Regions from separate parts of the Mus musculus genome. Here region 2 is linked to region 1. Evidence: chromatin loops called from intact Hi-C (ENCODE). Cell type or tissue: left cerebral cortex. All regions are shown on one strand.

Evidence for each region. Peaks named below come from ENCODE experiments on the same cell type or tissue, not always from the same donor. Only the 100,000 strongest peaks of a DNase experiment are listed, where the experiment ranks them.
Region 2: it touches region 1 in a loop (2.3-fold over the local background); 1 of 42 quality-filtered maps calls a loop at or near these places.

Annotation. Positions count from the first base shown.
Region 1 is chr7:30,438,528-30,443,527 of GRCm38, forward strand. Aplp1 (amyloid beta (A4) precursor-like protein 1) reads right to left here. Exons shown (of 17, transcript NM_007467.3): 3 at 4,565-4,697; 4 at 4,271-4,383; 5 at 3,953-4,086; 6 at 3,643-3,833; 7 at 3,115-3,245; 8 at 2,528-2,602; 9 at 1,617-1,775; 10 at 1,408-1,536. Among named protein-coding and RNA genes, the nearest start is that of Aplp1, 4.6 kb to the right of the region's middle. In left cerebral cortex, CTCF peaks have their summits at 893 and 2,311 (motif pointing right); DNase peaks (open chromatin) are centred at 2,313 and 4,490.
Region 2 is chr7:30,179,397-30,184,396 of GRCm38, forward strand. Cox7a1 (cytochrome c oxidase subunit 7A1) reads left to right here and starts at 4,775. Exons shown (of 4, transcript NM_009944.3): 1 at 4,775-4,849. The coding sequence starts at 4,835. It overlaps Gm5113 (predicted gene 5113), which reads left to right. Exons shown (of 3, transcript NR_157376.1): 3 at 1-2,928. In left cerebral cortex, a CTCF peak has its summit at 2,099 (motif pointing right); DNase peaks (open chromatin) are centred at 2,110 and 4,732; H3K4me3 peaks cover 496 bases; H3K27ac peaks cover 501 bases.

The sequences.
Region 1 (5,000 bases):
CAAGATGATGGTAGGATACAAAGAAAAAGGAAAAAAGAATATATATATATATATATATATATATATATATATATATATATGGAAAGAGAGAGAGAGAGAGAGAGAGAGAGAGCTGGGTGTGATGGTGCGTGCCTTTAATAGCAGTGTTTGGGAAGCAGAGGTAGATCTCTGTAAGTTCAAGGACAGTCTGGTCTACATAGCAAGCTCCAGGGGCAAACAGGATTACTATATAGTGAGTAGTGAGACCCTCTCTCCAAAAGCAAAAACAAAGGAGAGAGGGAGAGAGAGAGAGAGAGAGAGAGAGAGAGAGAGAGAGAGAGATGGTACCAATGGAGAAAGTAAACTCATGGGTCAGAGGGAGAAAGCAGGGCTGGAGGAACACATGTGGGGCTGTGGGGGAGGCAGGACTCGGTCCAGAGGATTCACAAAGGAGTCTGATTCCTGGGCAAGGCTTGCTATTCAGGAGCACAGAGGAGAGCATCTGAGGAACAAATGAGAATGTCCAAGAAACCAGAAGTAGATGGAATCTTAGTGCATGCAGCAGAGGTTCTAGGGAAAACAGGGCTAGGGAGGAATGCTGAGGGACAAACTCCAGGAGCAAGGGAAAGGTTTCTGGGGAAAGGACGTAAAATCCAAGGGCTAGGAAACAGGAATCCAAGAGACAGGAAATAGGATTCCAAGGGACAGGAAGTGGGAATCCTGAGGGCAAGAAGGGAGTCAAAAGAACAGTATGATAGGTGTGTGCTCACGCGCACGTGTGAGTGCGCGTGTGTGGGTGCTTGTGCATGCTTTAGGGGCAGTTTTCCAGCATCAAGAAGCTGGGATTTGGGGTTGGAGAGATGGCTCAGCAGTTAAGAACACTGACTGCTCTCCCAGAAGTGCTGAGTTCTATTCCCAATAACCCCACATGGTGGCTCACAACCATCTGTAATGGGATCTGATGCCCTTTTCTGGTGTGTCTGAAGAGAGTGACAGTGTACTCATATACAGTAAATAAATAAATAAATCTTAAAAAAAGAAGTTGGGATTTGAGGGATAAGAATGGAGGGACTGGAAAGGGTTTAGGGACACAAAGGGGATGTTCCAGGCATAGTGAAGGGTTCTAAACTGAAAATGAGGGTCAAGAAAAGAACCTGGGGCCTGGAGAGATGGCTTAGCCATTAAGAGCACTTGCTGCTCTTCCAGAGGACCCAGGTTTAGTTCCCAGCATCCACATGGCTTACAAGTCTGTGACTCCACTTCTAGGAGACTCAACACCCTCTTCTGGCCTCTTCACAGACCAGGCATGCATGTGGTAAACAGATACACAAGCAAAACACTCATACACGGAACATTTCTTAGAGGGGGAGCGGGTGGGCGGAAGAGAGGAGGCTGGGTTAGCATCCGGGGACCGGAAGCATGTGGTACCTGAAAGCGCATCTGCTGGGCCTTCTCAGGATCCACTGCGGCCACGTGCTGGTAGTGCCTCAGAGTGTGCCTCTGCTCTTTCTGCTCGGCGCGCAGGTAGCGCCTCAGGGCCATCAGAACTCGCTCAGCCTGTGGAAGGGACCAAGGCTGTCCCAGGCTGATCCTCATCCTTCTCAACTGGTGTTTGCCCCACCCCTACCTTCCCATACCTGAGGCGGATCGCCCTGTAAGGCTGCCAGGAAACCTTCCAGGGCTGCTCGGCGCTGGTCGTTGATCAGAGCGATGACTCTGGTGGCGTGGGTCTCCACCAGGCGTTGCCGTTCACCAGACACTTGTTCTTCCAGGGTCTGCAGAATGGACTGGAAGTGCTAGGGAGAGGTGCAGAAGTAGGAAAGAGAGCAGGTGGGTGAAAACCTGAATAGATGTGAATCTAGAACAAAGAGGGTGGGCTTCAGTGGGTCTTCCTCCGGACAGCGGCAATCTGGGATGGGAGGCTCAATGGAAGGGATGGGCTGCAGGGTCAGGTAGAGTTGGGGGCGGGGCCCTAGCCTGAGGGTGTAGGCTCTACTTAGGTGGGAGCAATCTAAAAGCAGAAATGGTCAGTTAAAGAGAAGGCAGGCTTGGGCTGCTCCAACCCAAAAGACAGGCTGAGCCTCCACAACGGTAATGGAGTGAGACTCAGGACTGGAGGCTGATCAAGAGGATTCTACATAGGTAGGGTCTCAAAAAGGCAACCAACCACAGGTAAGTGGGGCCAAGAGTTAGGAAGCTGGGTTTGTTAGAGAGGGACCAGAAGGACAGAACCAACTACAGCGGGGGTGGGAGTGGGGCTAGCTTTGATGGAAAAACTTCAGAGAAAGGACTGGCCATGACTCCCTGTTTGAGAGAGGATTCCAAAGCCAGCCTCCAGGGGGCAGTGCTGGCTCAGCAGCATGCACCAAGCCCTGGGCTCCATTCTGAGTAGAGGCAGTGCCAAATGTAAGGGTGGGACTGGGAGGGAACAGGTGAGTTGAAAGGAACCGAAATGGACGGAGTGGCCCCCAGTAGTGGGCGGGGCATGAGGGAGAGTCAGGGAGGAGGGAGGAGGGAGGAGGGAGGAGGGAGGAGGAAGGAGTCCTACCTCATTCAGGGCCTGCCTGTCCGCCTTTGGCAGGTTCTTAGATTGGCTGTCAGCCATGGCCCATTCACGCATCACCTAGGGGTGGATGGGGACACTTCAGGATCCCATGATCTATCTTGCTCCATACAGGGAGTCCCCCTACTCATCTCCAAGGTCTAAGAGGTCGAAGATGACCTAATACCGCTGAACTTCGGGTTCCCAAGAGGGAATAACCAGAGGGTTTATTTATTGTTTTATTTCTTTAGAGACAGGTTCTCATGTAGCCAGGCTGGTCTCAAAGTCATTATATATTTGAGGCTGGCCTTAGCCTTCCAATCCTCTTGCCTTAGCCTCTCAAGCATCCAGATTAAGGCATCTGATATTACACCCAACCAGCTCCAATGGAATTTAAAGTGGATTGTGCCATAGACCAGAGTGCCTATGGAATCCGGTGGCATTTCAGTGGTCTGCAAGGCAGATCAGTAATCCATTGCCTGAGTGTGGGCTCAGGTCGAAGGATGCTTGGTTATCCTTAGAGGGAGCGTCAATAAAGAATTTCCCTGTGTTTATGGAATCCTGCGGGAATGCTGGTTTCCTGGTCTCATCACCTCATTAATCTGGCGCATCCTACGCTCCTCCAGGTCCATCTTGGCCCTCAGGAAACCCTCATGCTCGCCGATTTCCCCAGGCATGCCAAAGTAAACATCCACACCATCAGTAGGCCTTGGGGTGGGAGTGACTGCAAGACAAGGGGTCAGGCAGGCAGGTCACTTTCCCTCCCTGAGAAGTGCATTGCCCAGGATGCACTAGATACCAGCATGCATCCAGTTTAGCCGCGGTTGTTGCCTGGCATCATGGTCCCAGGCCTAACCAGTGTTTGCAAAGCTATGGAATCCATCATGTCATCTTCAAAGCAACGTCTGTCAAATGACCCCTCTTCCGGGCATCCCTTTTTGAGGCATCTCCCCCTCCATTCTTCACAGACTAATCTACCATATCCAAAGCCACAGCTATCTCTTCCATTCCCCCCAGCTGTGCCCCTTCCCACTAGGTCACTCCTAAAGGCACCCCAATACCCCCCCAAATACCCAAACCACAAATGCTGAAGAGGGAGGGGGCAGAGGAGGCTGCCTCACCTCTGCTAACCATGACAGGGGTGTGGGAGCTGGGAGGTGGGGCCCTTTCTTCCTCCTCTTCCTCTTCTTCTTCAGCCTGAGGGGGCTCTACGAAGTAATCGTCTACTGGCTGAGGGAAAGATTCCACCTCCTCTTCATCCTCACCTCCCTCTGCTCTGCCCCCCAGGGGCCAGGACCGGGTAGAGGGGTCACTGAAGGAGCAGAAGACTCAGCCAGTAAGATCTCCAGAGAGGCTCCCAGGCTTCCATGCCCGGCCTCTAGAGCCTTGGGGGTAAGGGGGGTGGGTACAGAAAGAGTCTCTGTCACTCACCCAGCTGCCATCCCAGATGGGTTGGGAGTTGCAGGAGGTGGACAGCATACATACTCCACACCTCGGAACCGATCAGAGCCACAGGGCAAAAGCATGCCAGAGCCATGCAGGATGAGGCCCTGAGAGCTGCAGGCCTGCAGGAAGAGGAGGCCAGGAGGACCTGGTTGGAGAGTGTGGGCAGAAAAGCCTGGAAGCTGGGCTCTAGGAGTGGCTGAGGAATGGATTGCCTACATCCCAGTTTGAACGCTTGGGTTCTGGAAGGAAGGGCCTAGATTCCCAGGTCCTAGGGTTAGGAAACAGGCAGGACAAGGCCCTGACCTCCTGAGCCTCCTGATGCCTCCTGGTTGAACTCTCACACTGGTCCATACGCTCCTGGTGCAAGAACCGACAGCCTTCGGGCACTAGCAGGGCTTCACTCACGAATTCGCCAGCTGGGGAATGGGAGACACCAGAATCATCACCAGAATCATCACCCAGGCCTGCCCACCTCAGAGGCCAGGCATTCATAGCTTTCTCAGCCCATCACCCAGACTTCAAATGTAGACCAAAGTCATCTCTGGTAGACTCCCACTTCACCTCAGTTCCCACCCCACCCCCCAGCGGGTGACTCACGCAGGCAATGGAAGGGCACAACCTCATGGTGGGGGTGGGCGCATCTGCCACTCCGGGTACCCCCACACCAGCGCTCCATCGGGATGGCCTGTGCAGCCTGCTCCACGCGTGCTATGTGCAGCTCGGGGTACATCTGTAGGACACAATGTGTGTGGGAGGAGGTGGGGGGGGGATCAACCTACTGGCTGACCCCCACCCTCTGCATCTCTCATTTGGCAGCAGTACTGGGGATTGAACCCAGAGCCTTGTACATGCCAAAGCCATGCTCTACCACCAAACTCCTACATGTCCAGCCCTCTTTTTACTTTTTATTTTGAGACCAGGTCTCCTTACATTTCCTAAACTGGTCTTGAACTCATTCTGTAGCTTACGAGGGCCTTTAATTTGTGATCCTTCTACCTCAGCCTTTCCAATAACTGGGATTATGGGCCCATGT
Region 2 (5,000 bases), 260 kb before region 1:
CCTCCCTTTTTAAGATTTATTTAAAAAGATTATTTGTTTGGTGTGTTGCGAGTAATGACTGTGCCTTTGGGCGGGCGTGGCTTAGACCTGAATTTGTTCTCACCCCCACTGGTTACTGATGTCATTGAAGTTACTGTGCAATTTTGTCCTTCTTTGACCCTTACTTCTTTTTTCTCTTGGTATTTATTTGTTTTTTAAGGGAGAATCTCATAGAACCTCAGCTGGTCTCAAAATTATTATGTGGCTGAGGATGTCTTTGAACTCCTGATCCTCCTGCCTACGCCTCCCAAATTATAGGCTTGCATGACCATGCCCAGCTAATAATGTCTTAGGTTTTGCATTTTGTTTCGTTTAGTTTGAGGGAAGGAGTTGTTTTTATTTTGGTTTGGTTTGGTTTGGTTTGGCTTGGCTTGGTTTGGTTTGGTTTGGTTTGGTTTGGTTTGGTTTGGTTTGGTTTGGTTTGGCTTGGTTTGGTTTTTAGAAGAGACTGTCCTAACATGTAGAAGACCTCCATGGTGTACTTTGCCGTGCATCTGCCACCGTGGCATTCCCTGCAATCCGTAATTAAGATTGAGAGACTTAGTTGGATGTGGTGGCTCATGTCCTCTGGGCCTAGCACTCTGGAGGCAGAAGCAAGTGATCCAGACAAGCCAAGGCTGCAGAGTGAGACCCTGCCTCAAAAAGGGAGGGGCATTGGAGGGATGGCCAGCCATTAAGAGCCCTTGTTGCTTCTGCAGAAGACCGGAGTTTGGTTCCCAGCATTGTGGTTCACGACCACCCATAACTCATAACTCCAGTTTCAGGGGATCCAGGATCCACTTCTGGCCTCTCCAGTCACCAGCATGTACCTGGTGCACATAAATTATATACAGCTTTAAAACAAACAAAAACAAAAACCAAAAAAAAAAAAAACCTTGAACTCCAAAATGAACATGGACAGTACTTTCTGCTTACTTTGGGAGTTGGGAAATGGAACAAGTCAGGTTCTCATGTAGCCCAGGCTAGCCTCAGAGTTCCTCTACAGCTAAGGATAAAGTAGAACTAGTCCTCCTGACTCTACCTCCCAAGTGTTGAGATCACAGATATTTGCCACAGTTTTAAATATTTATTTATAAAACCTAAAACTCAGGGACTCAGAGAGAGGAGATGCATAGGAGGGGCGGGGTACACAGACTGGAACCGCTTTCCTCTCAGCGCCAGCCAGTTTCCTTTTTGTTTTTTCAAGACAGGGTCTTTCTGTGTACCCCTGGCTGTCTACCACTTGTTCTGTAGACTGGGCTAGCCTTCAACTCAGAGATCTGCCTGCCTCTGCCTCCTGAGTGCTGGGATTGAAGTGTACCACCAATGCCCAGGCACTAGCCATCTACCTAATCCTTTAATACAGTCACAGTCCTGGAGCCTGCCAAAGGGCTATTTAATTACATATTAAGGTATTTAATTATGGACAATAAGTGATTCCAACATCTCCCAAACACCCCCTCCCTAGAAGCCCAGGATACTGAGAGCTGGATGCCCTTTCTCTGTGCCTTGGTCTTTCTGGTGCCCAGGCTCATACTCAACCTATTTGCGGGCCACCAGATATCAATGCATAAGTAACATCGTCAATCCTTCTAATGGTTCAAAGAATCTCAGGAGCTGGGTACTAGGAGCTGGAGGCAAAGACAAAGATGTATTTTCTGTTACACAGCGGCTACCTTCATTCAAACAGAAGTACTAGTGGGTTTCGTTTTGTGGCAGAGTCCCTCTATACAGCCTTGGCTATCCTGGAACTCAAAACCACCCTGCCTAAGCCTCCCACAAGGTTTATAGGTGTGAACTTATGGCATACCTTAAAGCACTTTGGGGGCATCTGCTTTCCTACATTGGAAACATTTTAAAATGACAATTGTAAGCCTGGTTTGTGATACTTGGTTGAGACTACAATAGTCAGCAGGGTGAGACGTGAGAATCCCGAGTTCCAGGCAGGCCTGAATTATGTGGCAAGACCCTGTCTGGGGGACAAAGTGGGAGGGGGCATCGCAGAGTAGGGTTGAAAATGTAAATCCAGAATTATCAGATTCGTGGAAGGAGTCAGGTTGGAGGAGCAGTTGAGTGTTTTTGCCACAAGATGGCAGCACAATGCTACCAAACAGGTTTTGCAATCTAGGCCACTGCATGCAGCCAGTTCTGATACCTGCCTTCCACCACAAGCAATTTTCTGTTCCTTTGCTTGCTTGCTGTTTTGTTTTGCTTGAGACAGGGCATCAATATGTAGCCCTGGCTGTCCTGGATCTTACTCTATAGACTAGGTAGACTTCTTAGACTCACAGAGATCTGTCTGCCTCCTGAGTCCTGGGATCAGGGACACACACCACCATGCCAGAGGCTTGCTTGTTTTTAAATGAAGGGATTCACATAATGGCCTTGAACTCCACAGGTAACCAAGGTTAGCCTTGTCCTCCTAATTCTTCTTGTCTCTACCTCCTAAACCCTGGGGTATGGGCTGCTATGCCTGGCTTGGGGCGGGGGCTTACATGTAAACATGCACAGGGCTCCATGTACTGTAGGCCAAAAGCTGACGACAGGGTCTTTCTTGGTTCCTATTTATTGAGTGAGGGTCTCTAGACCCAGGACAACCTTATAGGATCAAACAGCAAGCATGCTGAACCATAGAGCTGATTTGCTAGCCTTTTTTGTTTTTTTCTTTCTTGTGGGAAGCGGTTTCGCTGTGCCTGTGTGGCTTAATTGGTAAACAAGCAATGTGCGCATGTGCGAGAATGTTTTCGTGCCAAGTCTTGGCCCATCCCGGGGCATGATGATGAGGCTCTGGGAGAGCAGCCAATCAGGTGTGGACACGCCACACTAAGGTGTATATAAGCAGCGCCTTTTTGGTGCTTGGGGTCTTCCTCTTCATGTTGAAACTGGTGTAATAAAGTTGCTGCAGAAGGATCCGGTTTCTCACGCGTGTGTTCTTGCTGGTGAGACAATAGCGCGTGTGAGACTTTCTTTCTTTGGTGTTTTCAAGACAGGGTTTCTCTGTGTAGCCCTGGCTGTCCTGGAACTCACTCTGAAGACCAGGCTGGCCTTGAACTCTAGCCTGTCTTTTTCTTAACTATGCTAACTGAATTCTGCAGTAAGCTCACTTTATTGCCTCAGTAAACCTCTAATTATACAGACATAAAGGCTAGAAATTAAAAGCAAAATGACCCACTCACTAGCAGTCAGACCTGGTGATTTATCAGGGTCCATCTACAATTAAGCCTAACTCCTAAGTCCCACCCAGATGGCCAGTCTCAGAGAGAGAGAGAGAGAGAGAGAGAGAGAGAGAATGGGCTGCCATGTCACCTCTGTTTAGGTTGGATCCCAAAGAAAAGATCTAGGGCTGGGCAGTGGCAGTGCACGCCTTTAATCCCAGCACTTGGGAGGCAGAGACAGGCAGGCAGATTTCTGAGTTCAAGGCCATCTTGGTCTACGGAGTGAGTTCCAGGACAGCCAGGGCTATACAGAGAAACCCTGTCTCAAAACCTAAACCAAACCAAAAAAAAAAAAAAAAAAAGAAAAGATCTAGGAAGCTTAATTTCAGCTAAAAAAACAATACAAATGCCCCATATTTTTCTCTAAGGGAACAACTCTTTCTCCCTCTGCTCTTTCCATCTCTCCCATCCCCTTCACGACCCCTACCTCCCTACCCTCCTCTCCTCCATCTGTTCACTGTCTATTCTTTTTTATTTTGTTATGTGCATTGGTGTTTTGCCCGAATGTATGTGTCTGTGAGGATGTTGGATCCCCTGGACCTGCAGTTACAGACATAGGTAAACAGCCATGTAGGTGCTAGGAACTGAACCAGGGTACTCTGGACTAGCAGTCAGTGCTCTTAATCGGCAAGCCACCTCTCCTGCCCTCCATTGTCAGTCCTTAAACTGTTTTTTTTTTTTTTTTTTTTTTTTTTTTTGAGACAGGGTCTCTTTACGTAGTGCCTGTAGCAAGGCTGGAACTCACCGTGTAGACCATTGTAGAACAGTGAGCCTCAGAAGTGCAGGAATTAAAGGTCTGGGTCACCACGGCCCGCTTTTCTTTTTTCTTTTTCTTTTTTCTTTTCTTTTTTTTTTTTTTTTTTTTTTTAGTTTTTCGAGACAGGGTTTCTTTCTCTGTGTAGCTCTGGCTGTCCTGGAACTCACTCTGTAGACCAGGCTGGCCTCGAACTCAGAAATCCACCTGTCTCTGCCTCTGCCTCCCGAGTGCTGGGATTAAAGGCGTGTGCCATCACGCCCGCACAGCCCCCCCCCGCCCCTCCCCCCTCCTTCTCTCTCTCTTTTTCTCTCTCTCTCTCTCTCTCTCTCTGTCTCTCTCTCTGTCTCTCTCTCTCTCTCCCTCCCTCCCCCCCTCCCTCTCTCTCTCTCTATCTCTTTAATTTCTTAAATCAGTTCTGGCCTGGTAAATATCTTTATCTGTATCGGGGTGACTCCTTGTTTCCTCAAGAACACTGGGGAAGATCCTGACTTGGCCCTGAGGAAACAAATATGGAAACTAAGGCTCCAAGGTGCAGTGATCACTCATTCAGAAGACAGACATTTATCTCTGCCCTCACTGGCTCCCAGATTATCAGCAGGGTAACCCTAGATAACAGCCAGGGAGTGGCAAGTCCCTGAGCCACTGTCATTGGGGTCAACCCAAATGCGGAAACGATGACTGACAAGTTGGAACACTTTCTCTCTGACCCTATTGGACAAATCTAATTTGGTCACGCCCCACCAGTCTGGGAGTCAGTGGGCGTGGCTTGGGATTCCCTTAGGGTAAAGTGCTGCACGTCCTTGGGCGAAGAGGGGAGGTGACTCGGAGCTGCTGAGGACGCAAAATGAGGGCCCTACGGGTGAGGCCCCAGCACGGGCTGTGTCGGGGTGGAGGGGAACCCCACAACCCAGATGCCTAACCTAAACATGCCAGGATCCGGAGTCTTAGAACAGGTGCACCCTTCAGACTGGGACTTCCTCCCTGGCAGCCTGAGCTTCCAGACAGCACTA